2 separate regions of the Homo sapiens genome follow, and region 2 is linked to region 1. A link is a loop called in an ENCODE intact Hi-C map of the cell type or tissue named here. Cell type or tissue: IMR-90. All regions are shown on one strand. Each heading gives the region's core, and the rest is flanking DNA. Links, peaks and the distances in the headings are about the cores only. Region 1 overlaps MED13L (mediator complex subunit 13L). Region 2 holds the start of LINC00173 (long intergenic non-protein coding RNA 173).

Evidence for each region. Hi-C counts contacts between places; a loop is a spot of excess contacts. Peaks named below come from ENCODE experiments on the same cell type or tissue, not always from the same donor. Only the 100,000 strongest peaks of a DNase experiment are listed, where the experiment ranks them.
Region 2: it touches region 1 in a loop (2.9-fold over the local background); 3 of 110 quality-filtered maps call a loop at or near these places.

Annotation. Positions count from the first base shown.
Region 1 is chr12:115,992,093-116,004,251 of GRCh38, forward strand. MED13L (mediator complex subunit 13L) reads right to left here. Exons shown (of 31, transcript NM_015335.5): 14 at 10,911-11,010; 15 at 4,918-5,138; 16 at 4,384-4,589. Among named protein-coding and RNA genes, the nearest start is that of LINC02463, 110 kb to the left of the region's middle. RefSeq lists enhancers at 5,924-6,425, 6,309-6,358, 6,426-6,925. In IMR-90, for the core only: a CTCF peak has its summit at 6,148 (motif pointing right); a DNase peak (open chromatin) is centred at 6,209.
Region 2 is chr12:116,516,897-116,533,556 of GRCh38, forward strand. LINC02457 (long intergenic non-protein coding RNA 2457) reads left to right here. Exons shown (of 3, transcript XR_001749339.3): 2 at 1-994; 3 at 1,362-5,018. It overlaps LINC00173 (long intergenic non-protein coding RNA 173), which reads left to right and starts at 16,539. Exons shown (of 3, transcript NR_027346.1): 1 at 16,539-16,660. RefSeq lists enhancers at 1,473-1,973, 1,974-2,474, 10,900-12,099 and silencers at 16,350-16,551, 16,456-16,505. In IMR-90, for the core only: a CTCF peak has its summit at 8,172; a DNase peak (open chromatin) is centred at 8,705; H3K4me3 peaks cover 343 bases; H3K27ac peaks cover 987 bases.

The sequences.
Region 1 (12,159 bases), core at 4,625-7,124:
TAATTTTCTCTTAAAAAAAAAAAAGAAGATACAAAGGTCAGTGCAGTGTGTAGAGAAGAAGAAAGTAAGGTATGAAGAATAATTCAACACAGCACTTTCCTTCTACTTATTCCACATATAAGCATCCTCATCCTAACCTCTTGAAGGAACTTTTACTATTTTTATAAGAAAACATGGTACTGGGTTTGGTCAATGTAATTTGAAAAGTTAACTACTAAATGGAACTTCAACCATAAGTGCAGACACTAAATTAGCTAGAGGACCATAGGATGAAATTTCCATCTAATTTGCAATTACATTTTTGTCATTTTTTTTTTGAAATTCAAAGTCTGCCAGTGTACTTGTTCTCTGAGGCTATAATCTATATATCATATCAAAGTAGTTATAATCAAATACACATGAAAATTTAACATTTTTCTAATTTTCAAAATGCAGCCCTATCTAGGCTTACATTTTTATAGTAATGAGTGACCATGAGGGAATTATATTTTAGGTAGCCCATTTACCAGTACTATACTACAACTGATAGAAATATTACATATGCGGCTAAGAGGCCTCAGTATTAATTAGGTGGTTGCACAGAAGTACACATACTGTATCAGAGTTTCCAGCTTCCAGCAGCTTTCTGTGGGGTGGTAAGCACTTCATTTTTCACTTTTCAATATGGTATGCATTGCATATAGTGTAATTATTTTAGTTGCCCAAGACTGACTGGGCTATGTTATCTACTTTCTCATAAGCAGTGACTTCTTTTTGGAACAGCTAGGCAGAAAACACTGTCTGCAAGGTTCTGCTGTTTCATTATCATAAAACATTTTCTTGATATACAGTTGGCCCTCTATAGCCACAAGTTCCACATCTGTGGATTCAGCCATATACAGATGGAAAATCAAAATAAAAATACAATTAAAAAAAAAACAACAGTTAAAAAACACAAATCAAAACAGTAAAGTACAACATTTATATAGCATTTACATTGTATTAGGCATTACAAGTAATCCAGAGATGACTTAAGGTATACAGAGGGATTTGTGTAAATTACAAGGAAATACTCTGCCATTTTATATAGGGTACTTGAGCATCTTCAGATTTTGGTATCCGAGGGGGTCCTGGAATCAATCCCCCAAGGATACCAAGGGACAACTGTACTTTCTTAGATGTATATGTATATTAGCATATGAGTCCATTCTTCCTACTTAGAAGGTATCAAAAGAATATTTTTAAAATTTTTTAATATCCTTTTATATATATTAATACTGTACTTAAACTAATGCTCCTCCAATAAACTACATATTCAGTTACTTATAATGTGAAAGAAGCACGTCATAAAGAAATGTCTCTTCAAATAATTTCCTTGTGATTTTTAATTAGCTATGCCTAAACTACCAGCCTAAAAGTCCAAATCAGGCACTGTAAAGAAATATTAAATCTGAGGCACAGTGGTATCTTTGAGTACAGATAAAAAAAAAAAAATGACCCAGAAAACTTGATTGGCAATCACTGCTCTCTTAGAGACCAAAATAGTTAAGTGTGTAATAACGATCTTTACTCTAACTGGACTCCTTTCAAATTCTCCTGTTCAACAAAACCCTAAAATTATTACGCAGTTCAGATCAGAAAAGGAACTATGAGTACTAACTGAAAACCTAAAGAATTAAATTGCTCCCTGGGTAGTAAGAATGGTTTATCTTGTAATCTGATTTTTCCCATTTAATAAAAATGAACTGAGTAGCAACCCTACGCTAGAAGCTGGATAGTCAAAAGTGAAAAAGAGAAACAAAAGGTGGCTCATAAGCAAGTATGGCAGACATGAAGCAAATGATTGCAGGGGTATTGCATGTGACAAAGGAGGAGTCCAGGGTGATGGCGAGCAGAGACCACAGCAGGATTACACATATGCTGGAAACATACTGTCCAATAAGGTAGCCACCAGTCCCCATGTCCTAAATTTAAATTAATTAACATAAAACAATTCAGTCTTGGTCTCACTAGCCACATTTCAAGTGGTCAACACCTGCAGCAGGAAGCTGATGACTGCCATAGTGGACAGTGCAGACAGGAATCACCTACATGCCAGGTGCAGTAGCTCATGCCTATAATCCCAACACTTTAGGAGGCCGAGGCAGGAGAAACACTTGAACCCAGGAGTTCAGGACCAGTGTCGGCAACACAGGGAGACACAAACTCTACAACAAAATTTCATAAAAATTAGCTGGGTGTGGTGGCACGTGCCTGTAGTCCCAGCTACTCAGGAGGCTGATGTGGGAGGATCACTTGAGCCCAGGAGGTCAAGGCTGCAGTGAGCTGTGATTGTGCCACTGTACTCCAGCCCAGGTGACAGAGCGAGACCCTGTCTCCAAAAAACCCCCCCAAAAAACAAAAACAAAAACAAAAACAAAACCTTCATCACATAAAGTTGTATAATAGAGCCAGTTAAGAATACAAAGAATCTTTGGGATGGCAAATGAAAGATGTAATAGATCTAAATAATGACCTAAATGATTTAAACGATTACACAGCAAAAGCTTGCATGTGACCTTTTTGGGGAAACCTGTATGTATGAAAGAGATTAAACTGCTGAATGGGTTCTTAAAACTGCTATGTCATTTATTGGCAACTGTATGTGCTAAGCTAACCCCTTATGCGCCAAGGTGTTCTAGGTGTGTTGTGCCAGGATCTAGCTGAGTAAGCTAGAGTACAATCGGAGCACAGCAGCAGCACACCAGCCAGGCGCTCAGGGTGCTTTTCAGCACACTCTTTATACTGCTGGTGCATTGTTATTTCCACGGTACTTCTACAGTCATTAGTCGTTGAAGCATTGTGGAAGTCCTGTGCGGGAGGCAGAGCAGGATTACTCCATTTTAAAGGGAAGACCCACGTAAAATGGTCATTTAAGGTCATGCATATAATTTTTGCAAGGCAGGAATTTCAGTCTTATTAATACTGCAAGTGTAGCTTCCTAAGTCTAGGATTCCTCTGTACTTTTCTGTCACCGTTTTTCTTTCTGACACTGACTTTATATACACAAGCAGGAAGTCTTGTTACGACATTAAAATTAACTTCATCAGGATGATTTTACAGAAGGTCACAAACTTGCAGCCCAGAGGCTGAGGCTGGACCACAAATTTGTTTTATTGGTTCCTTAAGCTCAGCACAATGGTGCTGAGCATCAGTAGTACCAACTCTTTTGCATTTACCCTGTCCATTTCATCTATATATTGCTTACCTGACCACAGCAGAAATCTGAATTTGTGGCCTTTTCTATCAATCAAATCACTTTATTTATTAAGAAATTATTCATCACAGGGAAAACTGATTCCATCATTGTTTAGCCTATCTGTTTGTTTTTGTGACAGGGTCTTGCTCTGTCGACCAGGCTGGAGTGCAGTAGTGCAATCTTGGCTCACTGCAACCTCCGCCTCGTGAGTTCAAGTGATTCTCCTGCCTCAGCCTCCCAAGCAGCTGGGTCACAGACACACACCATCATGCCCAACTAAATTTTTGTATTTTTTGTAGAGACAGGGTTTCGCCATTTGCCCAGGCTGGTCTCAAACTCCTGAGCTCAAGCAATCCATCCACCTCGGCCTCCCAAAAGTGTTGGGATTACGGTTTGAGCCACCGCACCCGGCCCTAGCCTATCTTCAACATATTCAGAACACTTACATTGGCCTACCATTGGGGAAATCATCTAACTCAAAGCCTGTTTTACAATAAAGTGCTGACTATCTCGTGTAATTTATCAAATACTGTACTGAAAGTAAAAAACAGATCGGTTGTATGGGTTCTCAAAGTACAGCATGTCCTGAACGTGTATTACTTTTACATCATCAAAAAGTCAAAAACTCCTGAGTAAATCCACTGTAAGTCAGGGACTGTCTGCATACAAAATTTCATTTAGAAAATAATGCACATTTTCCAGCACAAAATAATTTGCACAAAAACATGAACGACCAATAAAGGAAAGTTTCAAATGATATGCTACTTGTCATCATTTTTTCTTTCTTTTTTTTCTTTCTGAGACAGAGTCTCACTCTGTCGCCCAGGCTGGAGGGCAGTGGCGCGATCTTGGCTCACTGCAACCTCCACCTCCCGGGTTCAAGCGATTCTCCTGCCTCAGCCTCCCGAGTAGCTAGGATTACAGACTCCTGCCACCAAGCCCAGCTAATTTTTTGTATTTTTAGTAGAGACGGGGTTTCACCATGTTGGCCAGGCTGGTCTCAAACTCCTGACCTCAAGTGATCTGCCCGCCTCCACCTCCCAAAGTGCTGGGATTACAGGCATGAGCCACCGCGCCCGGACCTTGTCATCATTTTTAACAAACATTTAGTTAAGATAAAAATTGCATCAAATATGGCAAGTAAATGACACAATCCCTATACATACTTGTAGCCATCTCTAATGAAAGTGGCTGCAGGGGGCATGGGCAGTTGTTCAATTTTAGGAGGAATTGCCCATGAAGGCCGAAACAGACAGGCATCAGGTATCTTCAGAGGTAGCAAACAATGGCTCGGCAACATCTTCAGTGGAGCAAACATGGAGGATCCCACAAAAGGTTGAAAGGATGGAACTTTGTGCACATATGAAAAGTCCTGTGACAACAAAGTGGGGTCAGTGTTAATATTGGTAAACTCTGTAGAACACACCACAGTGGCATAGTGCTATCATAAAAACAGCAACCAAAATGATCGTATTTCAGTATTTCTCTCCTATGATCATTAGAAAATGCTAATGCAGAAATGTTAAATCAATCAAAAGACACTATTTAATATGCCTGCTGGTGTGCCTCATGTTCTAATTAAAAGGATTCTTAGGAACTTATGTATATATGGCACACAGACAATACCATTTTAAAGCAGATGTATGTGAATCCACTTGGAAACTGCTCTGCCCTGGAAATGTTAATATATTGACAACTACCTTAATTTCCTCGGGCTTGGGACTTCCTAATCCATCTTCCACTTCCATTTTGAATTCTGTGAGTTGTGTTGAAACCATACTGACCATAGGGCTCTCCATCATGCCTAATGCTGTCACTGTCTCTGAGCTGATCCCATCTTTATAATTCATCACAGGAGAAAATGCAGGATGCTGTTCCAAAGATGGTGGAGTGGGAAACATCCTTTGCAAGTCTGCAACTGCTAAAAATAAGAAATAAAAAAAATTTGTTTAATAGGAAGGGCTTCTAAAAAGTCCTAGCTTATAGCCAGGCGCACTCTTTGGCACCAAAAATAGTGCTAATTAAATGATCACATCAGTTCACAAAAGAATATTAATAATGGAAGTGACTAAGAAGAAGGCCATCAGCAGAGAATTATCTTTTTCTGGGTCTTGTTTTGTTTTGTTTCGTGAGACAAAGTATCACTGTATCACCCAGGCTGGAGTGCAGTGGCCTGATCTTGACTCACTGTAACCTCTGCCTTCCTCGTTCAAGCAATTCTTGTGCCTCAGCCTCCCAAGTAGCTGGGACTATAGGCACGTGCCACCATGCCCAGCTAATTTTTGTATTTTTGGTAGAAACAGGGTTTCACCATGTTGCCCAGGCTGGTCTCGAACTCCTGGGCTCAAGTGGCCCGCCTGCCTCGTACTCCCCAAGCGCTGGGATGGCAGGTGTGAGCCACTGTGCCTGGACTTTTCTTGGTCTTTATCACTAACTTCTTGATGCTTTATGGTCTGGCTTCACATTAATTAAGTAAACAAAGTCTACATAACTTGTATGTTTCTTCCAACAACTGATTCCCTGAAAAGTCTAAGGAGAGGAATTAAACAGAAAGTGGAAGCAATTAGATAGTTACCACTACTAAAGTTCTATCCCTGCTTTCAAGTATGTATAAAATATTACAAAAAATAAAAATTGTTTGGAGCTGATTACTCAGCTAGTTTGACAAATCCACTACACTTACAGCTGCTCTTTTGGGGAAACTCACAGCTGCTCTTTTGGGGAAACAGTTCCATATTTTTTCCAGACAGATATTAAAATGAAACTTCAAAGTTTCTTTTAAGAAATACTTAGAACAGCGGTTCTGAACTCCTTCTTTAAAAAAAAAGTTTCCTTTAATACACCTGTAGTAAAAAATTATCACTACAGTAGTTCATTAAGGCACTGATTCTTAAAAAGTAGACCTATTGAAAAGTTGTAGTTGTAAAATTTGGCCACTAGGGGGTGGCCTATGCAGCAAATTTTTTAAGTTTGGAGCCACAGGTTTTTAAATCAGTGATTTAATGTCCCAGTTTCCTATCCTATTGCTCTTTCCAACAACTTCAAGATTTAAACAGACCAATAATAACCACTGAATCACTAAGATCTGACTCCTAGCTCCGAATCAGAAATTAACACTGGGCAACTGTACCGTGCTGTGCTCACGGCTACCCAGTCCAGGTGCTGGGGACTTAGATCTGCTGTGGTCAGGTCACTTCCCCCCTTGGGGCCTTGGTTCCTTCATCTAACAGGGAAGGCAGGGCTAGATGGATGACTCTCAATGGGCCTACTTGCTTTGCTTTGTTTGTGAGGGGAGAGGAAAGCTTTCAAACACCTCAGCATATGGAGGCAGAAGAAAAGGTGAGAACTTCTGAATTACATAATCTTTACCGTGTTTCTAAGTGAAACAACTGTATAATCCTAAATCATTTAGCCTCTCTTGGCCTGTGGAGTTATTTGTAAAATAAGGAGAGGGAGAGGCCAATCAGCAGGGTTGTTAATTCCAACATTCATTTCCATTAGCGATGCTCCACTGCTACTTATTTTCTATAATAGGAATCTGTATCTGATTTCATTATACAAAAAAGTACCTGCTGCTTCTAAAAAAAAGAAGAAGAAAAAACTAAAAATCCCAAGTTGATCTTCAAGGCACCTTAAAAATTTATAGAAGTAGAAACATGAGCCAAGCCAAACAAGAAACTGGCAGAAAACTATTTGAGAGGCTACATAACCGATACACTCTGAGGTGGAAAAACAGGACTTAAAATGTAGCAGGAACCAGATCAGTAAGTTTTCTTTAAAACAAAGCCAAGATCTTTAATATAAAGTTAGTCTACACTGGAGGCCGGGTGGGATAGCTCACACCTATAATCCCAGTACTTTAGGAGGCCAAGGCAGGCAGATCATTTGAGGTCAGGAGTTCGAGACCAATCTGGGCAATATGGCGAAATCCTGTCTCTATTAAATAAATACAAAAATTAGCCAGGCATGCTGGCAGGAGGCTGAGGCACAAGAATCTCTTCAACTGAGGTGGCAGAGATTGCAGTGAGCCGAGATCTCGCCACTGCAATCCAGCCTCGGTGAAAGAGAAAGACTCTGTCTCAAAAAAAAAAAAAGTTCATCTACGCTTGAAATAAATCCATCACCTTTAACCTTTAGTCCCTATTCCTCCTCTCAAGCCGAAGAACAGCTACTACAAAACTGTAATATAATTTGAGTTATATTTTAAAACATAATTCTGCTTCATAAAATCTTCAAAGTCACATTGCCATAAATCTTAATAGCCAGTGTAGCTCTTTGTGAAGTACAGAAATTGTATAAATTCTCTTTAAGTTAAAAGGATGAGCTTAAACATAGCCTTTCTTATAAGTATCCTATGACACAAGATTTTGCAAAAAAAAAAAAATAGTTCTATTAAATTTGTTTTTACATTTCCTGTAAGAAACATAATAAAGGCATTTCCACCCACTTAGTGTTAGCTGACTTCTTTGATCTTCCTGAACGCACGCATATATCTCAGTTTTCAAAGCCTCAGCCACCCTGTTAATTTTAGCAAAGGTAAACAGAGAACACACAAAAAAGCAGGGATGAAATTCTACCTCCAAGAGAGTCACTTTATAAAGTGGTCTTTATCATTGTTACTATCAGATATTCTTAAGGAAGACTCAGTCTGTCTCACTTCAATTTCCTAATCCGTAAAATGGGAAAAATATCTACTTCATATTTTTTGTGCATATTGAGATAATGTATGCTCAGAAGTGAACACTTTGCTGCAAACATCTAAACATTCAGCAAATGATGAACTCAGTACAAATTAATTCTCCCTCCCAAACCTGGATTGGAAAAAGATGGAACCACTGTCAAGTTTTGGGACTTTCTGAAAATATATGACCCTAAAGAAATTTTGAGATGACCAAAGGGAATCGGACTCAAAGTGGGTAAAGCAGAAAGAACACACAGACTCCAAGAAACACTTTGGTCCTCCAAAATAGAAACATGATTTGTCTCTTCAATTTTCTTCCCAGAAAACGGCTAAAGCAAGGGTGGAAACAGCCACCAGGACGGACTGGAGGTGAGCTGTGCTGCCCACAGCGCTCTGCTTACTCCCATCCTGCCTATCTCTGCACTTCAGCGGGAACTCATAAGACACCCACCTGCTCCTGCCCAGCACTTTATGTATTCATGCACAGGATGGAAGACCTCCAACAAAGCAGCATTGTTGATTTCTTAGTGTTCTCCTCACCCCAGAGCACATGCCCAAGTCCCTTCCAAACCGTAAGGACTCTTGGAAAATAAACAAATGAACCAACCCCAAAATCCAACTCTTTCCTTTTGTCTATTCAAAGACTCATACTTTAAACTGATGTGCTTTCAAATGCGAAAATTTGTAAGAAAGTGGTTAATAATAAAACCTAATAAAAACATGTTTTTACTATAACACAATACTACCTTAACATAAACTTGATATTAAAGTAAACCTATTTGTCACTGTTTGTTGCTGTCTTCAGCATTACATTCACAAATGAATAATGAGGAACCTATGCTTTCCAACACAATATCCACTGGCCACACGTGGCTACTGAGCACCCAAAATGGGGCTTGACCAAATAGAGATGGGTTGCATATGTAAAACATACACTGTATTCCCAAAACTTCATACCAAAAAAAAAAGTAAAATATGTACAACCATTATATATTACATTTTTATAAAAAAAGTGAAATACTGCAATAATTTTATACTAATTACATGTAAAAATAATATTTTGGATACTTAAATAAAATACTGTATATTATTAAAATTAATTTCTTTTTTTAAATAGCCACTAGAAAATGTGAAATTGCACATGTGGCTCTCATTTGTGGCTTCCCTTGTGTTTCTACTGGACAGTGTTGTTTAGACATTAATTTTGTTTTGTTTCTGTTTTTTGAGATGGAGTCTTGCTCTGTCGCCGAGGCTGGAGTGCAGTGGTGCTATCTCGGCTCACTGCAACCTCCGCCTCCTGGGTTCAAGTGATTCTCCTGCCTCAGCCTCCCGAGTAGCTGGGATTAGAGGTGCACACCACCATGTGGTGCCAAGTTTTGTATTTTAAGTAGAGATGGGGTTTCACCACGTTGGCCAGGTTGGTCTCCAACTCCTGACCTCAAGTAATCTGCTCACCTTGGGCTCCCAAAGTGCTGGGATTACAGGCTAGACATTAACTTTTATAATACATTTGTCTTCCCACTGCAATGCCCAAAAATCTATTGCTGAGATTAAAATATCTTGCCAGGCTATTTTCATTGTCATTTCTTGGGAGGAAATACTGTGTGTTCCCCTCACTCCCCCACCCCATCCCACAAATACATATGCTCTCACGAACACATATTTATATATATGCTTTGTACACATTAAAATGATCCTCTGTATTCTTGCATATCTGGGTTTTCCTGGTGTTAATATTCTGTGCTACATTTCATATTGATTCGTTTTTATAACGTGCACTTTATCATAAAATTTTGAATTTTGAGTAGCTTCTTTTTGAAATAATTCTTTTTTGGATAGAAATGAGAGAAAGGATAGAGCACACAATATACTTCACTTGGCAATGCTGCTAACTAGCAGGATGTCTGCGAGTGAAAAGCCTTGGCTGAGTTATCAGACATTCTAACATTTCACATCACTACGCATCACGTCATGTCAAAAAGGGTAAAGGATCAATGGATTCAAAAAAGAGGAAAAACTCACTCATCTGACCTGCACATATCTATTTTAATACTGTTTCTTTTAATCTGTGAAGTTCCATGTTTGTGAAATTCTGCAGTGCAGAGTAATAAAACAAGAAAAATGTTTAACTAAAAAAACTACAGCAACGGGCTGGCTATCATTATTCATTTTCACCCATGTCATGCTTGAGAAAGCTTTGCATATTTTAAAAAGCTATGGATCCACTAAAGCTGTCAAAATCCAATCTCTGTATACTTCCCAACTTCTAGATTTGAGTAAATCAGCACTACATTTATAGGTTCATAAAGCTTTTTGACTCATCCCTATGACATGGTGGTTTTTCCCCTCAATTTGTTCTCATTACCAGCTGAAGTTAATGAGAAGGTGTTAAAGAATGATTTGCAATGGAATTATGTTTCTGCTTCAGAGTATCCACATAAGCTACCCTTTTTTTTCCTCTTGTAGAATAATTTGGTTTCTTAGGGCAAAGAATATACTCAAAAAAAAGAGGTTCATCTCTTTGTCAGCATATATGGTAAAACTAGTTGATCTCAAAAGGAAACACAAAAACTTTAGTATGCATCTTGAAAAGGACCACTGAAATCAAATATCCAATATCCTTGAGTGAATTATATTTATAAAAACAGAAACATTTTACACAGTCTTATAATAGAGTATCAGTTTGAAAAATCACTTGTGCAGCATTTATTCTACTAGGAAAGGACTATTAGAAAAACAAACCTAAAACATGTTTTTCTACATTTTAAGCTATAAAAAGCTAATTCTTAACTGGAAAACAAAGGAAAGGAATTCAAATTAAGATGGTTTCTGTATATGATTAGCTGCCTGCCATCTCAGAACACCAATTTATATAGGTTTTAATTCACAGTTAGAATTCTGTCAAAAGGAAGGGAAATTTCAGATAAAGATAAAGCACCACTAAGTATGAGAATATTATATCTAAGTTACAGGCAGTGAGCCACAATGGCTCAGTCAAGTTTCTCTACCTACTTGGTGGATAAGGAACAGCAGCTCTTCCATCCTTCCCAAGAGGTCGGTCTTCTGTCCCAACTGCAGGCATTTTTGATGAGCGCAGAGCAGGTGATACAGCCTAAGAACAGACGGTGTTATTAAAACAGAGTGACGTGTATATAAGTAGGGCAGCATTCAAATATTTCCTAATGTATGCCTATTGGTAGATGCCTCTTGGTAGAAGCGTTTACCAGGTGAACCTCTAGAAATACCAACAGATAGTGAAACAAAGGAGATGGTTACAAGCTTATCAAGTGTAAGAAACAGTGAATTTTTTTCATGGATCTTGTGAGGGCAGATTGCGCCATCAAAGGAGAGCTTGCAGACCTTAAGCAATTCTTCCCTCCCAAGTCAATTTTCAGGGACACAGTGTTACATTAGGGTGGTGCCTCCAGTAGTAACTGACAATTGGTCTGGTTTCCCTTATACTTGGAAGCAAGCAGCTAAAAGGCATAATCTCAAGCCCTCCAATTCTTTTTTTTTTTTTGCATTTATCACAACAAACTATGTATCTTCTGTACCTATTTTTATAGTTACTATTTATCTTCACCAAAAATAACCTTATTGTGTAAAATTATTGAAATATTCAGAAGGTTTTTCTCTGATCTGTTATTCAAAAACAAACCAAGTGCATTACTGGGCAAGATTATCTTTAACATTAAATGAACTGGTGATGAATTAAAATAAAATATAAAATAAAGCAAAAAATGATTTTTACAAATAGAAGGCCTTTTATTTATTTATACTTATACAATGTCACAACATTGAAATGTAAAATTAAAATTAAATTCAAAGACACATGAGATGACAACTCAGCCAACAGCCTCCCAACTCCATTTACGAGTAGTAAGATGAATTAGCAATATATTCTAAGGTAAACCGCTCATGTGATTAAATGCCAGACTAAAAATCAGAGTAAAGCAAAAACACTCAGAGAAATGAAAATTTGATTGAAAATGTCCAATTCTCCTTTTCATGTTAATATTACTAAAAGTATATTCCCAACAGTTAAACATTTCTTCATTAAGCTTAATAGTAATTCATAATTTATACAAAGAATAAGTTCAGTGGCCCAGAGCAGAAACAATTACCAGGATGGTGGTCATGAACAGATCAGGCAGGCCACTCCAAAATGCTTGCTCTGTTCCTTTCTTTCTCCTCCTTTGACTTGTACCTCCTTTTCTTTTCATATTGGATTCCCATCACCATTGCCAAAGCACCTATCCTA
Region 2 (16,660 bases), core at 6,742-9,241, 530 kb after region 1:
ATTTGCACACCTCACATGGTGTCAGTTTCCAAATGCTGCTGTAATCAATTTCCACAAAGTGGTGGCTTAGAAAAACAGACATGTATTCGCTGACAGTTCTGGAGCCCAGAAGCCTGAAACCAACGTGAGGGTTCTAGGGGAAGATCCTCATTTGCCCCCTCCCAATTTGGTAGTTCTGGGTGTTCCTTGGCTTGTGGACTCATCACTCCAATCTCTGCATCTGTCTTCACATTGCTTTCCCTGCTTCTCTGTGTGTCCATTCTCTGCATGTCTAATTTGTAAGGATATGAGTGATTGCATTTAGGGCCTACTTGGGTTATCCAGGGAGATCCCCTCATCTCAAGAAAATTGATCTAATCATGTCTGCAAAGACCCTTGATCCAGATAACATTCACAGGTTCTAGGGATTTGATTGGGATATCTTTGGGGTGAGGGGGGATATTTTTCAGCCTGCCACACCCACTTCCCTTCTTCTGGCCTCTTCCAGAAAATGATGGCCCCTCTGAGCCCCGAGTTCCCCTTCAGCTTTGAAGTTCTGCAGGTGATCCTCAGACAGCCTAGCCTGCATTGCCAAGTTCACGACAATGTTATCTCAATAGAGTACCTGATATTTTTTCAAAGCACTTTCCCATCTGTTATTTTGCTTCATGCTCCTGATCACCTCTCGGGGCACACAGGGCAATTAATATTAAACCCATTTAATTGATGAAACAACAGAGGCCCAAAAACTCCTAACTCACTTTCTCCTTGAGTTAGTCAGCTAATGGGAACCAGGAGCAGGCCAGGTGGTTTCCCAGGGCATGCTTTTTTTTTTTCTCTCTCTCTTTCATTGTATATAGCCTTTCACCACCACAGGCTTTGTTCTGGAAGCCCAGGAAGGTAGGCAAGTCAAAGCTTGTCATGTAGATCCAAGCCCACCCTGAATCCCTGATTCATATCCCCTGGAGAGTGTGGCAGGAACTTCATTTGCACTCCCTGTGGTCCCAGGTGGCAGGTAAGCTCTCAGTCTCTGGCTGTATACTGTTAGAGACCTCTTCTTCCCGTGGGTAGCTTCCCAAGCAAGGGGGTTTTCCCAAACCTCAAGAACTGCAGGACTATCAGACATTAGCAGAATTAGATCTGCCTGGCCTCCGGGCCAAAAAAAGATTTCAATTGTTTCAGGACAGATTAAATTCAGGACTGGGAATAGGGCAGGGGAGGTCTTTTTTCGCAGTCCCACCTGCCTGTGACTTGCAGATCTGGACGAAGAATTTCCTGTCCTAACTAGGCCTCAGTTTCCCTGAAATAACATCGATTAGGTGGGAGTGGGTGTGGGTCAGTAGGATTTCCTCTTACCCCCAGCCCTTTTCAATCTAATTCAGAAATGAGGATGAAGCCAAGTGTTTGGAGTTCTTGCGAAGAAAGATACAACAGCCACACAAGGTATTATTAACTTTATTACTTGTCAGGAAGAGGTGGGGGAAGCAGTTAAGATTCGGCTAGATGAGAGGTGAGTGTACTGCATTACAATCTCTGGAGGGTGTGGTGGGCATATGAGCTGGAAAGGACCATTATTTATTTACTACTTTTGTTAAGTGCCTGTAATGTGCTGGGTGCTATGCTGGATGTGTGTGTAACACAGACACATAAACCATTCAGGGTCAACCTTGCGTGGGTGGGAGGAGGTTAAAAGCACTTGCATCTTCTTCTCCCTGAAAACAGAAACATCTTCCTCCTTGGCCTACCATGGTGCCAGCAATCTCCAGCATTAGCGATGGCTCCTTGGGGGTAACCTGCAGAAGCTTCTTAACTGGGTTAAGGCATCTTATTACCTTGCAGGAGTAAGGCAATCGCCAGCTCACTGATAGTACACAATGATTTCGCTCATTCCATCCACTCTTGGCCATTGGTGCAGCAGGAAGGGCCTTGGGGTCCTCCAATTTGGACAGTGGGGAGGACTTGGCCCTGGGCTGACAGATTGCTGCTTGGCAGGTTTATGGGAGCCAGGCGTCAGCATGGTGTGACGTGGGGAGGCAAGAGTCAATGCCAATGCAGGCAGCCCCCTCCCACCAAGCAAAGCGGCTTACAGACTTCGGAGAGGAAACAAAACATCTACATGCAAATGTTGAACCAGATTTCAGAGCAAGAGAGCAACTTCAAGAGCCAAGGCAGTTCCAACTACCAGGTGTTTAATACCTTTTCAGCTTGGGTGGATCATGGATCTCTTTGAGAAACTGAGGAGACAGTCTTGGATTCTCTCTCTGTCTCTCTCTCTCTCCCCCACCTCCCCCTCTCTTGCACCTTCTTCTCCCTGCAAACAAAATCAGAGTCCTGCTCTGTCACCCAGGCTGGAGTGCAGTGGTGCCACCTTGGCTGACTGCTAGCCTTGAACTCCTAGGCTCAAGTGATCCTCCTGCCTCAGCCTCCCAAAGTGTTAGAATTACATGCGTGAGCCCCCACACCTGGCCTGGATCCTCTCTTTTGTAGAAAATGCACTTGCATAGCAAACACACACACACATACACACCTCTCACTTTTTTAATGAAATGTCAGGGTGTCTGCTGATGCCTGAAGCACATCCGAGGGCCGCAGTGAGATATTCTTCTTTGGAAGTGCTCAACAACCCTGGGAGGTAGGTGTGGCAGGGTCTCTTTTCATACACCATAAAACAGAGACCCAGAGGCAGCTCGCAACTTGCTCAGGTCATGTATTAGTGAGCATCAGAGGCAGGCCAGGACCCCCAATTGCACAGGTCTAGGAAGCACCATTTCATCCAAGTCTATGTTGCATGCCAAAGAGTGTCACTGACAGAGAACACAGTGAGACCACTGCTACCGCCCTGGAGTTAGGCAGTGCAGCAGCTCTAGAGGACCTCAGCCAGGGTCTTCTGATAACCATTTACAGGCATATATGCAAAAAGCCCCACGGGGTGACAGAGGTAAGGAGTCCTGGAGGGGGATCAGAGAGGGATGCAATTGCCGAAGACTTGGATGCCTAAGCTTGCAAATGGAAGACTATTTCTAAATCATTTATTCATTCCACAGCTTCATAGGTGGAGGTGATTCATAGGTGGTTCCTATGTGAATTTCAGTTCCCCTTCCCCCCGACCTAGAGTAAAATCCACACTCTTATTTATTTATTTATTTATTTTGAGATGGAGTTTCACTCTGTTGCCCAGGCTGGAGTACAGTGGCATCTCGGCTCCCTGCCACGTCTGCCTCCCAGGTTCAAGCAATTCTCCTGCCTCAGCCTCCCAAGTACCTGGGATTACAGGTCACCACCACCGCGCCAAGCTAATTTTTTGATTTATACTAGAGACGGGGTTTCACCAAGTTGGCCAGGATGGTCTCGAACTCCTGACCTCAAGTGATCTGTCCACCTCGGCCTCCCAAAGCGCTGGGATTACAGGCATGAGCCACCGCACCTGGCCAAAATCCACACTCTTCATAGCGATCTCTGTGGCTCAGCAGGGACCCCTCCATGCCTCTCTGTCTCTCCTCTCTCTTGCCACTGCCTTTCTTGTTCATTACACTCCAGCAACCCTGACCTTCTGTCAGTTCCTAGCGCTTGCCAAGCTTTCCCCTCCCCAGGGCCTTTGCACTTGCTGTTCCTCCTGCCTTGGAAGATTCTAGCCCTGGCTGTTCCCAGGGCTGGCTCCGTCTCATCCTTCAGCTCTCATCTTGAATGTCACTTTCTCAGAGAGATCTTCTTTGACTTTATCTAAGAATATCCCTCCACTATTCTCTAGCCATCTGTTTCTTTTTAGCACGTATAACAATCTGTAACTGTTTTATGTCTTAATTTGCTTATGTATTTATTATCTATCTCTCCCTTGATCATAGAAAACATGGTAAAGATTGTAGCTACGGTGTCCTGTTCACCATTCTATCCCTAGCCCCTAGCACGTATTAAGGGTTCAATAATTGCAGACTGAATGACTGAAAGGCATGTTTGGAAGCAGAAGTATTCCTCGGCCACCACTTTATCTTACTTAGTGCAGTAATGCAATCAACATTTGGCTCCTGCTGTGATGCTACCCTGATCTCGGGCTGGTGAAAGCGTGACTCTCCAAGATGAGCCATCCAAGAAACCACATAGAAAAGATCAAGGTCCCATAACTTCAGCTTGGGGAAGCAAGAACAAATGTGGCATTCCTCACTTAAGAAAGAAGAGGCTGTGATGCTTGCTAAAAAAAAAAAAAACTTGTCAACTGGATCCATCATCAAAGGAAACTGCCCCATGGACAGTTTTATGACGTAGTCTGAAGCACAGGAAATGGGCGGCACGGGAGCATCGGGGGACTTTTAGAAGTTGTATTGCTTTCTTAAGAAAATGCTGCTGGCTTCTGGAACTGCAGTTTAATTAAATTCAGTTGGCTGGATACCTTCAAAGGCTGTTCCAGGTCTTCACCAGCCCTCACAGACGCAGGCATCTTCCGAGCAAATGTGTGAGCGAGAGAGCGGTGAAGCAGTCTCTGGCAAGACAAGGCAGGCATTCTCCAATCCTGGATCATCACACCCTGGCATGCGGCAGGGCAGGTGGCCAAGGACCTGAGCGTCCAGATCTTCCTCCACCCACCCCGCCCGGTCTCCATGTGTGACAATGGAGGGGAGACAATGCTGTCTTCATAGAGGTAGTGCAGAGATCAGGGCTATCAGAGGGGCCTGCAAAGGTGCACACAGACCCACTTTGGTCAATTTGTCAGCGGTGAAATCCGATGCAGGTTCTCCCAGGGTGACTCGCTGCCACCCCAGGGATGGAGTCTGCAGGTTTCTAGGGGCTGGTCCCCCAGGGAAGGAAGGTCTGAGGGCCACAGGAGCATTTTGGGAACTTGAGCTCTTCCAAACCAGTCTGTAACACAGAAGACGCTAGAAAGAACACTAACTGGGTCAGAGATGCAGTCCAGACACCATGGGGCATTCTGATTATCTTGATAAGATGTGAGCTCAAACATAGACCCTGTCAGATGAAATGTCTCAGAAAAGGCAATTTTCTGTTCAATCTAACTTTTAATTTAAAAAATAATAATAACAGGCAGGGCATGGTGCTTCACACCTGTGATCCCAGCACTTTGGGAGGCTGAGGTGGGAGGATCACCTGAGGTCAGGAGTTTGAGACCAGCCTGGCCAACATGGTGAAACCTTACCTCTACTAAAAATACAAAAAAAATAGCCAGGTATGGTGGCGCATGCCTGTAATCCCAGCTACTCGAGAGGCTGAGGCAGGAGAATTGCCTGAACCCAGGAGGTGGAGGTTGCAGTGAGCCAACATTGCACCACTGCACTCCAGCCTGGGCAACGGAGTGAGACTCCATCTCAAAAATAAAAATAAAAATAAAAAATAATAATAACAAGCAAAAATCTCACCCCCATTTCCCCACTTCCCAAAGAACTGAGAAAATAGCCTCTGGTCTCCAGGAAGACAAAACCAAACGCAAGTCCACCATCAGACTGAGCTGACCTTGGCTGTGCACCCGTGCAGAGCCCAGGACTATGCTAGGCGAGTTCACACCCTTGATCTCATTTGATTGTGTCGACAATGTTGAGAAAGAGATTTTGTTAAGCCCATCTTCCAGATGAGGAAATCGAGGCATGCCAAGGTAATTGTCACTCTCTCAAGATCACTCAGCTTGTAAGTAGCCAGAAGTATAAATTGAGATGATTTGAGATGCATTTGGCATTACTTTTTGGCAACATACTGCTATTGATTGTTGGCAGTTTGGGGTACTATGGATACAAGAGTTTTTTTTAAAAAATGCAGTCCCTGTCTTGAAAGAGCTCACTCTTTCTTTGACTTTTTTTGTTTGTTTGTTTTGTTTTTGTTGAGACAGGGTTTTGCTCTGTCCCCCAGGCTGGAATGCAGTGGCATGATCTCAGCTCACTGCAGCCTCCACTTCCCGGGCTCAAGCGATCCTCCCACCTCAGCTTCCCGAGTACCTGGGACTACAGGCATGCACCACCATGTCCAGCTAATGTTTGTACTTTTTGTAGAGACGGGATCTTGTCACGTTGCCCAGGCTGGTTTCAAACTCCTGGGCTCAAGTAATCCACCTGCCTCAGCCTCCCAAAGTGCTGGGATTACAGGTGTGAGCCACCGCACATGGCCTGTTTGACATTTATGATTGCATTTTACATATTGATGAATACATTTGTCTTGTTCCCTAATTTTGCTGCAAACTTCCAGAGTAGAGGCCTAGCCGGGCGCGGTGGCTCACGCCTGTAATTCTAGCACTTTGGGAGGCCGAGGTGGGTGGATCACGAGGTCAGGGGTTCAAGACCAGCCTGGCCAACATAGTGAAATCCTGTCTCCACTAAAAACACAAAACATTAGCTGGGTGTGGCAGCAGGCGCCTGTAATCCCAGCTACTTGGGAGGCTGAGGCAGGAGAACTGCTTGAACCCAGGAGGCAGAGGTTGCAGTGAGCAGAGATTGCACCACTGCACTCCACCCTGGGCAACAGTGTGAGACTCCGTCTCAAAAACAAAACAAAACAAAAAACAGAGTAGAGGCCTCACCTCAAAGTTTCCCAGGTACAGACCATAAATCCCTTGGGCAATTTGATAGAACTTTTTAGAATCGTGCTTTTCTTTCTTCTTTTCTTTTCTCCTCTCCTTCCTTTTTTTTTTCTTTTTTTTTTTTTGACAAAGTCTTGCTCTGTCTCCCAGGCTGGAGCGCGATGGTGTGATTTTGGCTCACTGCAACCTCCGTCTCCCAGGTTCAAGTGATTCTCCTGCCTCAGCCTCCTGGGTAGCTGGGATTACAGGCATGTGCCACCATGCCCAGCTAATTTTTGTATTTTTAGTAGTGGCAGGGGTTTCACCATGTTGGCCAGGCTGGTGTCGAACTCCTGACCTGATTGCCAAGGAAATCACTTAGACGGTAATAACGATACTGAAATATTAAAAACCAACGTTGTAAAATAGTAACAGGTAAGCTTATTTATTATCCACTAAGTAGCAAGATCTAACCCTGGTCTATCTACTACTGTAACTTCCAAGGAGTAAGGAGCACAACAATATTTTGATATATCTGCAGCAATTGATGGTGATACACACACATCTGTGATTTGTATGGGTGCCAAAGTCACAGGTACTGCTGATACCACGGCAGTTTGTCACTTACATTCCTAATAGAAGACAATGTTGCCATTTGATCAGAAGTTAGTGCAAAGCCAGGCACGGTGGCTCATGTCTGTAATCCCAGCACTTTGGGAAGCTGAGATGGGTGGATCACCTGAGGTCAGGACTTCGAGACCAGCCTGGCCAACATGATGAAACCCCATCTCTACTAAAAATACAAAAATTAGCCAGGTGTGGTAGCACGCACCTGTAATCCCAGCTACTTGGGAGGCTGAGGCAGGAGAATCACTTGAACCTGGGAGGTGGAGGTTGCAATGAGCTGAGATCGTGCCATTGCACTCTGGCCTGGGCAAAGAGTGAAACTGTCTCAAAAAAAAAAAAAAAAAAAGAGAAGTTAGTGCAAATAAAGATGTCATTTTTTTCCCGGGTTAAATTTATGGACCCCTGAATTCTACCTGTGCAAGGGTCCGAGGACTTCATGTTAGGGCTCCTGTTCATCGAGTGGCATTTCGCCCCAGTGTGCCCTTCTTACTAGCACCGAGGGCTGCTGAGCATCTCAGTAACCGAGCTGGGAAGGACGCGCCTTGGGTCTTAAATTTTCCATGATTGAGTGAATGGCTGCTCAGTTTTTCCATGTCATTGGGGAGGTTACGGGTATATGTCAAATTCCTGGTGGTGGCATTTGGGAATTGAGCCGTAAATGAAGGCTGGAGGGCAGAGTGGTCAAGGGCATATCACAGAGTCACAGGAGACCTAACTTCACATTCGGAACCCCCTGGCTATTTAGCTGTGTGTCCTTGGGCAGGTTAGGAATGGGTCAGGTCTCAGCTCTGTCACCTGTGCAATGGGGCTGAAGACCCTGCTCCTGGGTTTGCTGTGAGGACTCTGCGAGATAAGAGATGGAACATGTGGATACACCATTGGCATATGATGAGCACTCAACGTAAGGCGACTATTTGGCAACACCCCTTACTTCATTGTTTTATCTAGTACCTCTCTCCAAAGCTCGTGGAGTGCAACAGACAGCATTTGAGTTAGACCTTTGCAGATCGCTGCTGCTTTGTTCTCACTTGCAATCAGCTCACAGCTGGTAGCGTCCCCTCATGGGAGCTCTCAGAAAATTTGTCTCTTGCTCCCCATCCCCGGCCCCAACTTGAGTCATGCCCCAGGAATTTGGGAGAGGGCACCTTCAGCCAGTGGTGTGGCGATTTTTCCTTTCTTTCTCTTTCTCTCTTTTCTTTCTTCCTTCCTTCTCTTTTGTTCTTTTTCTCTCTTTCCTTCCCTTCCTTCCTCCCTCCCTCTTTCTTTCCTTCTTCCTTTTCTTTCTCTCTTTCTTTCTTTTCTTTTTCTTTCTTTCTCCTTCCATCCTTCTCTCTCCTTTCTCCCTTTCTTTTCCTTCCTTCTTTCCCTCCCTTCCTCTCTTTCTTTCCCTCCCTCCCTCAGTCCCTCCCCTCTATCCCTTCCCTCTTTCCCTCCCTCCCTCCCTCTCTTCCTTCCTTCCTTCCTTCTCTCTTTTTCTTTTCTTCTTTTCTCCCTTCCTTTCTTTCACCTTCTTTTTGTAATTGTGCCGAGTTGCTGAGTGAATCATTAAGGGAGCGAATTCCAAGTGCATGAGCGTCTCTGTGTTTCCCGGGACGGGTTTGGGCCAAGACAAACCTCTGTGATGCCAACAGCAGTTGCTTGAACAGTGGAGCTCAGAGCTGGCTTCCCGGCGCCGCTTGCAGGGGCTCTGTTTGAACTTTCTCCTCTCTCTTTCTACCTGGTGATTAAAGGAGCCACATGTAACTTTCTGCTTAGTCCTCTTTCTCCTTCTTTCCCGGTGCACACCCTGGGAAAGGCTCTGCGAAGTCCCACAGTGTTTCTTTAGGAGACTGGGCGGCCCCTTGATTTATGTTCACTTGGCAACGTAAAATTGAAATGGCCTGAGGACGCTGAATAACTGGAAAAGGGAGATGGAGAGGAGGCCTCTGGGTGTCTGATTCCATGTAGCTCATGCCTGGCCCTTCCCCCGTAGACCAGAGCCACGGACCTTGGAGTCCATGGGCAAAAGGAAAAGCAAATGAGGTGGCTGGAGTTGGAAAAAGAAGTCCAAAATTGTTCAGAGAAACTAGCATCATCTGTTTTTTCTGGGAGCCTGACGACTTTGTATTTTTTCCTCCTTCTTCCTTTCTCCTTCTCTGTCTTTTCTCTAGGGATCGCCTACCCATTTTGGATTTAATGCATAACCCATGGGGAAAAAGCAGAAATTTTAATCCCCAATCCGGCCCATGGTAGGGGCTCCATAAATGTTAGTTGAGTTAAATACTTTTTTATAAAAGAAGTTGGGGCCAGGCACGGTGGCTCATGCCTGTAATCCCAGCACTTTGGGAGGCCGAAGCAGGCAGATCACTTGAGGTCAGGAGTTCGACACCAGCCTGGCCAACATGGTGAAACCCCTGCCACAACTAAAAATACAAAAATTAGCCGGGTGTCATGGTGCACACCTGTAATCCCAGCTACATGGAGGCTGAGGTGGGAGGATAGTTTGAACGCAGGAGGCAGAGGTTGCAGTGAGCCAAGATCGTGGCACTGTACTCCAGCCTGGGTAACAGAGCAAGACTCTGTCTCAAATCATAATAATAATAAATAAAAGAAGTTGAAAGTCAACTTTTTTTGTTTGGTTCTGTGAAGTGTCTTGCCTGGGCCTGCAGAACCTGGGCTCATATCCCTCTGAAAGCACGGCTTGCATCCCATATAAACACTTGTGTCTGTTCTCAAATTACATTTTGAGCTATTTGAGGGCAGGGACTCTTCTTCCCTCCTTGACTCTTTCTTTCCACAAATATTTATTGAACACCTACTGTGTGCCATCATTATCTCCCTTCCACTCCACCCTAACTATTAGCATGTCTGTCTTTGAATGTTCGGGTCTCAGTGTTACATGAATAAATAAATGAATGGAAAAATGGAGTTTTAGGTGGGACTCCAGGAAGTGGACCAGGGTCTGAGGTTCTCCTGGAAGGCTTACATGTGGTTAACATCTTAGAATTGGGGCCAGGTGCAGCGGCTCAGGACTGTAATCCCAGTGCTTTGGGAGGTTGAGGCAGGAGGACTGCTTGAGGCAAGGAGTTTCAGACCAGCCTAGGCAACAGAGTGAGACTCTGTCCCTACAAAATTATAAAAATAAAATAAAATGAATTAGCCAGGCATGGTTATGTGTTCCTGTAGTCCCAGCTACTTGGGAGGCTGAGGTGGGAGGATGCCACGAGCCCAGGACTTCAAGGCTGCAGTGAGCTATGATTGTGCCCATGCACTCCAGCCTGTGTGACAAAGCAAGACCCTGTCTCTGGAAAAATAAAAAAAATCTTAGAATTGGGATGGAAGGCAACAGAGAGACAAGCTGGTCTCGGGTAGGAATAAGGACTGATAGTGATCAGTACCAACTTGGCTGCCATTTTGCCTTATGACTGGAAGATGTAACTCTTTGGACTGCGGTTGTTCTATCCCTAAAACGAGAGCAACCTCAAGATTTCTTGCAGATTTAGAGTTCTAGGATTCTCCAGAAACATTTACCCCTAAAACCAATAAAGTCAGATCCTTCCATAAAAGAATTATGACACCACCAGATTCGTCCCCTGCACTTTCTCTTCTTGGACTGTCTCTTCTTAGTCTCCCTTGGAACTGGATTTGTCTTTTCTTGTTCAAGAATCTATACTGGCTCCCAGTTGCCTATCATATCTAATGTGCCTTCCTCTCCTTGGCTTTCAAAAAATACACAGTCTGTGCACAGCCTACAAATCTCTCTGACATGCATCCCAGCACACAGCAGTGGAAATCCTCCATTCCAGCGAGGCTGTTTCCTCTCTGCCCCGACTTCCCTTCAGACCTTTACATGTGGTTCCCTCATGGAGTGCCCCTTCCTGTTCCTTTTATGATATCTCAATCCTCCTGATGTCATAAAGTTTCCAATTGGAGCCAAATTTAAGTTGGTTTTGAATAGAACATCCAAAACAAGGACTTACTCCAGGAAAAAAAAAATTTACTCATATTTCCAGACTCAAAACAAACTCTGTGATTCTCTTGGTTAATTTCCTTCCAGTCTTTTTTCTTTGGAGATCTGAGCAGAATTTTAAAGGAGGAACTCCACAACTTACATAGCCATCACCTTTGGTTGGTTGGACATGGAGGTTGCTTCTAATCTTTCACCGTAATCTACATGTCATGACGAACATCCTGTAACTAAATCTTTTTATATGTCTTTAATTATTTCCTTGGGCTAAATTCCTAACAGGTGAATCATCAGGATTAAAGGCTCTTTGATGATGGGGGTGTAGGGTTGGAGGAAGAGGAACCACGCTGTGATCTAAATCCTTCTGTGAGTCCATGGGGCACACTGAGTGAGAAAGTGACAACCTCCATCTTTTTCTTTGGGAACTGGCCGGTTGAGTGGGTGTCCCAGCACCTTTGCATCCCTGCCTATCATTTTTCTGCCCAACATCAAGTTTCTAAGACTTCTAGAAGGTTCTTCAAAGGCAATAGGTAATGGAAAATGAACAGCCAGCATAGCTTTAGTCAGTGGCAACATTTGCCATGCAGTGGCTGAGGATTCTGGAGCTGAGACTCTGCTGAGTCTGTCCCCTCCATTATCCCCACCCCCAAACACCCCCATCCCCCACTCTTGGGTTGATGGACTATGGCACTTGGACAGACACATGTGATTGACTGTGGTATTAAGAAAATATGTATGACACAATGTTTTTTAGCTTTTTCCAGAGATATTTATATCACACAAATGGCATGTTGGTTTCTTTTTTTTTTTTCCATCTCAACCACTAAGAATGAATAAATCAATTGTCTTAATCAGGCTAATGGAGAGTGCATGGGCTAGAAACATAGGTGGGAGGGGCTCTTCATCTGAGCCTGTTGCTCCATTAGCAGGGGTAGAGGGGCCTGGCAAAGTCCCGTCATTATCTCTGGGCCTCTGTTTCCCTGTCCTTGGGATGGGCATCTGACCACTCATGACTTTGCAGGATAAAGATTGTCAGAAGCATTTGGAGTTCCTTGGAAGAAAGTAGCTGCATGAATTTTTAATCCTCTATTTTCAGCTCTTTGGAGCCGTGTGTAGGAGCAGGGCTGTAAACACAGAGAACTCACCGCTACATTCTAGTTTATAAGGTTTTTGTCTCACACAATCCCACAGACCTGACCTTAAGAACAACTCAAAATGTGGGCGAAAAGCAGTTTGTTGTGGTCGTCGTTATCACATAAAAATTAATGGCTTGGCAAACACAAGGATCATCCTGTCACGCTGAGGTCATGTTTACACCAAGCAAATATATTTCAAGGTTCCTAGAGTTTCAGCAGCACTGCAAGGCAGAATCAACACAATTCCCAAGCAAGACTCAGAATCCGGTGCCAGATTCACCCTGGTTCCAGAGGGAGACATTAGTGAGTATTAATTCTGCAATTAGAATGCCATCCGTTTCCAAATTCCTTATGGCTGAAGCAGGTTTTTTTGTTTTTGAGACAGAGTTTTTGCTCTGTCGCCCAGGCTGGAGTGCAATGGTGCAATCTCGGCTCACTGCAACCTCCATCTCCCGGGTTCAAGTGATTCTCCTGCCTCAGCCTCCTGAGTAGCTGGGACTACAGGTGCCCACCATCACGCCCAGCTAATTTTTGTATTTTTAGTAGAGATGAGATTTCACCATGTTGGCCAGGCTGGTCTTGAACTCTTGACCTCAGGTGATCCACCCACCTTGGATTCCCAAAGTGCTAGGATTACAGGCATGAGCCACAGTGCCCAGCCTGAAGCAGGTTTTTTAGTTCCTAACTTATTGAGGCCTGCTAGTGCCACTGATCAGTGAAAAAAAGAAAAGGAAAATTCATAAGGTCATAGGATCCACACTTGGATCTCATTCATTGCTTATGCATTAATTCACCAAATATTTATTGAAGTGGGCCAGGGCCTGAGATTCTCCCCGAGGCTTACATGTGGTTAACATCTTAGAACTGGGGCTGGGTGCGGTGGCTCAGGCCTGTAATCCCAGTGCTTTGGGAGGTTGAGGCAGGAGGACTGCTTGAGGTTAGGAGTACCAGACCAGTCTGGGCAACATAGTGAGACTCCATCTCTACAAAAAAATTAAAATAAAAATAAATTAACCAAGCATGGTCGTGTGTTCCTGTAGTCCCAGCTACTTGGGAGGCTGAGGGGGGAAGATGTTATGAGCCCCGGAGGTCAAGGCTGCAGTAGCTATGATTGTGTCACTGCACTCCCCAAAGTCTCTACCAGGGACTGTGCTAAGTGCTGGGGACACAGTGGGTGGCAAAAGCAGAATGGTCCCTTCCTAGGGGAAGGCTGTAGTCAGGTCAAGAAGATGGACATTAATCAGTAATTGCAAAAGGAAATGTAAAATTACAACCAAATTCGGAGCTGTGAAAGGAAGGCTGGGGGACAGATCATTGTCAGAGGAGGATCTGAGGTAGCCTTGGGGTACAAGTGGACAGAACCCAGTGGGAGGATGGGAAGGAGGAAGGCACTGCGTAAGCCAAGGTCCATGGTAGGACGGAGGGGCAATTTGGGGATATGAAAGTCCAGAGTAGCAAGAAGGAAGGGGAGAGAAGTATAAGATGGATCTAGTCTATGGCCATATGGACCCTGAACTCACCCCATCTCATCTAAAAGATGGAGCTAGGCACACCCACTGGGATGGCAAACATTATTATTGTTACTATTATTTTGAGACAGAGTGTTGCTCTGTTGCCCAGGCTGGAGTGCAGTGGCACAATCTCGGCTCACTGCAATCTCCATCTCCCAGGGTCAAGCAAATTCTCCTGCCTCAGCCTCCCAAGTAGCTGGGACTACAGGCACACGCTACCACGCCCAGCTAATTTTTGTATTTTTAGTAAAGACGGGGCTTCACCATATTGGTCAAGCTGGTCTCGAACTCCTGACCTCAGGCAATCCACCCCGCTTGGCCTCCCAGAGTGCTGGGATTACAGGCGTGAGCCACTGTGCCCGGCGCAAACTTTTTTTTTTAACAGAAAATAACAAGTGTTGGTTGGCAAGGATGTAAAAAATTGGAGCCCTGGTGCACTGCTGGTGAAAATGTAAAATGGGCAGTCACTGAGGAAAATAGTGTGGCGGTTCTTTGACAAGCTAAACACAGAGTTACTGCAGAACCTAGCAGTTCCATTCCTAAGTATGTACCCCAAACAATTGAAAACAAAGGTTCAGGCCAGGCGCGGTGGCTCACACCTGTAATCCCAGCACTTTGGGAGGCCAAGGCAGGGGAATCAGGAGTTGAGGTCCTGACTGAGGTCAGGAGTTCGAGACCAGCCTGGCCAACGTGACAAAACCCCTTCTCTACCGAAAATACAAAAATTAGCCAGGCGTGATGGCGCACTCCTGTAATCCCAGCTACTCGGGGGGCTGAGGCAGGAGAATCGCTTGAACCCGGGAGGCAGAGGTTGCAGTGAGCCGAGATTGCGCCACTGAATTCCAGCCTGGGGAACAGAGGGAGACTCTGTCTCCAAAACATAAATAGATAGATAGATAAATAAACAAATAAATAAATGCAAATATTCAAATGAAAACTTACCCACAATTGTTCATAGAGCACTATTCACAATAGCCAAAAGGTGGAAACAACCCAAATGACCCCTAGCCAGTGAATGGATCAACAAAATGTGGTCCATCCAGGCAATGGAACAGCACTGAGCCATAAGAAGAAAGGAAGCACTGGCATGCGCTACAGCATGGATGAGCCTTGAACACATGATGCTGAGTGGGAGAAGCAGACACAAAGATTATATATCGTAGGATTCCACTTACATGAAATATCCAGAACAGGCAATCCATAGAGACAGAGAGCAGATTGGCAGCTGCCAGGGGCCAACGGGAGGGAAGAATGGGAAGTGACTGCTAATGGGTACCGAGATTCTGTTTGGGGTGATGGAAAACTTCTGGACCTGGCCAGGCATGGTGGCTCACCCCTGTAATCCCAGCAGTCTGGGAGGCCAAGGTGGGTGGATCACCTGAGGTCAGGAGTTCAAGACCAGCTTGGCCAACATGGTGAAACCCTGTCTCTACTAAAAATACAAAAATTAGCCAGGCGTGGTGGCAGGCACCTGTAATCCCAGCTACTCGGGAGGCTGAGGCAGGAGAATCACTTGAACCTGGGAGACAGAGGTTACAGTGAGCCAAGATCATGCCACTGCACTCCATCCTGGATGACAGAATGAGACTCTGCCTCCAAAAAACAAAACAAAACAAACAAATAAAAAAAAAAAAAAGATGGTGGCAGCTCACACCTGTAATCCCAGCAACTGGGGAAGCTAAGGCAAGAGGTGTGGCAGCTCACACCTGTAATCCCCAGCAACTGGGGAAGCTTGAGGCCAGGAGTTCAAGACTAGTCTGGGCAACATGATGAGATTTGATCTCTACAGAAATAAAAATAAAAATTAGCTGGGCATGGGGGCAAGCACCTGTGGTCCCAGCTACTCAAGAAGCTGAGGCAGGAGGATTGCTTGTGTCCAGGAATTCAAGGCTGCAGTGAGCTACGATCACACTGCTGCACTCCAGCCTGGGCAACAGAGGGAGACCATGTCTTTAAAAAAAAAAAAAAAAAAAAAAAAAAGATGGCGCTAGAGAGACAGTTGATACAGGGTATGGATGGTGACCATCATTGATCATCATGGCTGCTGGTGGGTAGTGGATGGGAGTGAGAACAGCATTAAGAGGAAGGCCAGTGATGAGGCGGGGACAGTGGTCCAGGAGGAAGATGCAGGTGGCCTGGACCAGGGGGCACACAGTGAGCCACGTGTGTCAGGCAAAACCAAGAGGGCTTAGTGAGGATCTGGATGCACAATCATTCAATATAGACTCAACTCTGCCCCTCCTATTCAGCACCTGTATGCACTTATGGATGGGAGGAGAGTGTTGGAGGGAGAAAGTATATGTTCTCATAGGGATGCTGAAGAACAGGTCAGAAGACCCCTGGCTTCAAATTTTGACTTTTTCATTGCCAGATCCCGAGAGAGTAACTTCGTTTCTTTGTGCCTGTGTTCCTTCCCCTGTAAAATCAAGGCCCCAACATGCACTTCATAGGTCGTTGTGAGACGGGGACAACAGCACCTGCCCTGGCTACCTCCTAGGGCTCTTGGGAGACCCAAATGAGTTGTTAATCCTTCAAGGACAACACAGATCACGTTGCTGGGCTGATGTCATTGCTTTTGGAAAGCAGGTCCCTTGAACAGATTCTCCCAAAGCAGTGACTTTAGGAACATCTCGAAGGCGACAGATTCCAGTTGTTAAGGCTACGATGAAATAGCAGAAGACTCTGGGAAGCAGCGTGCAACGAGTGGCAAAGGAGCCCCTAACGCTCTTTCTTCTGTGCTCGCCCCGCCCCCTCCGGCGTGGGCCCCGCCCCGACTAAGCCCCAGCCAGGCCCCGCCCCCGATGTTAGCGCAAGCCACGCCTCCTCAGCTCCCAGCCTTCTGGGTCCGAGGCTCCCACCTGCTCTAAGCGCTTGGTACCAGGGAGGGAATGGGAGGACGCTTGCGGGATAGGGAGGCGGGGGCTGGAAATTGGCAGGGTGAGAGCTGGGGAAACTAGTCTGGGACGCA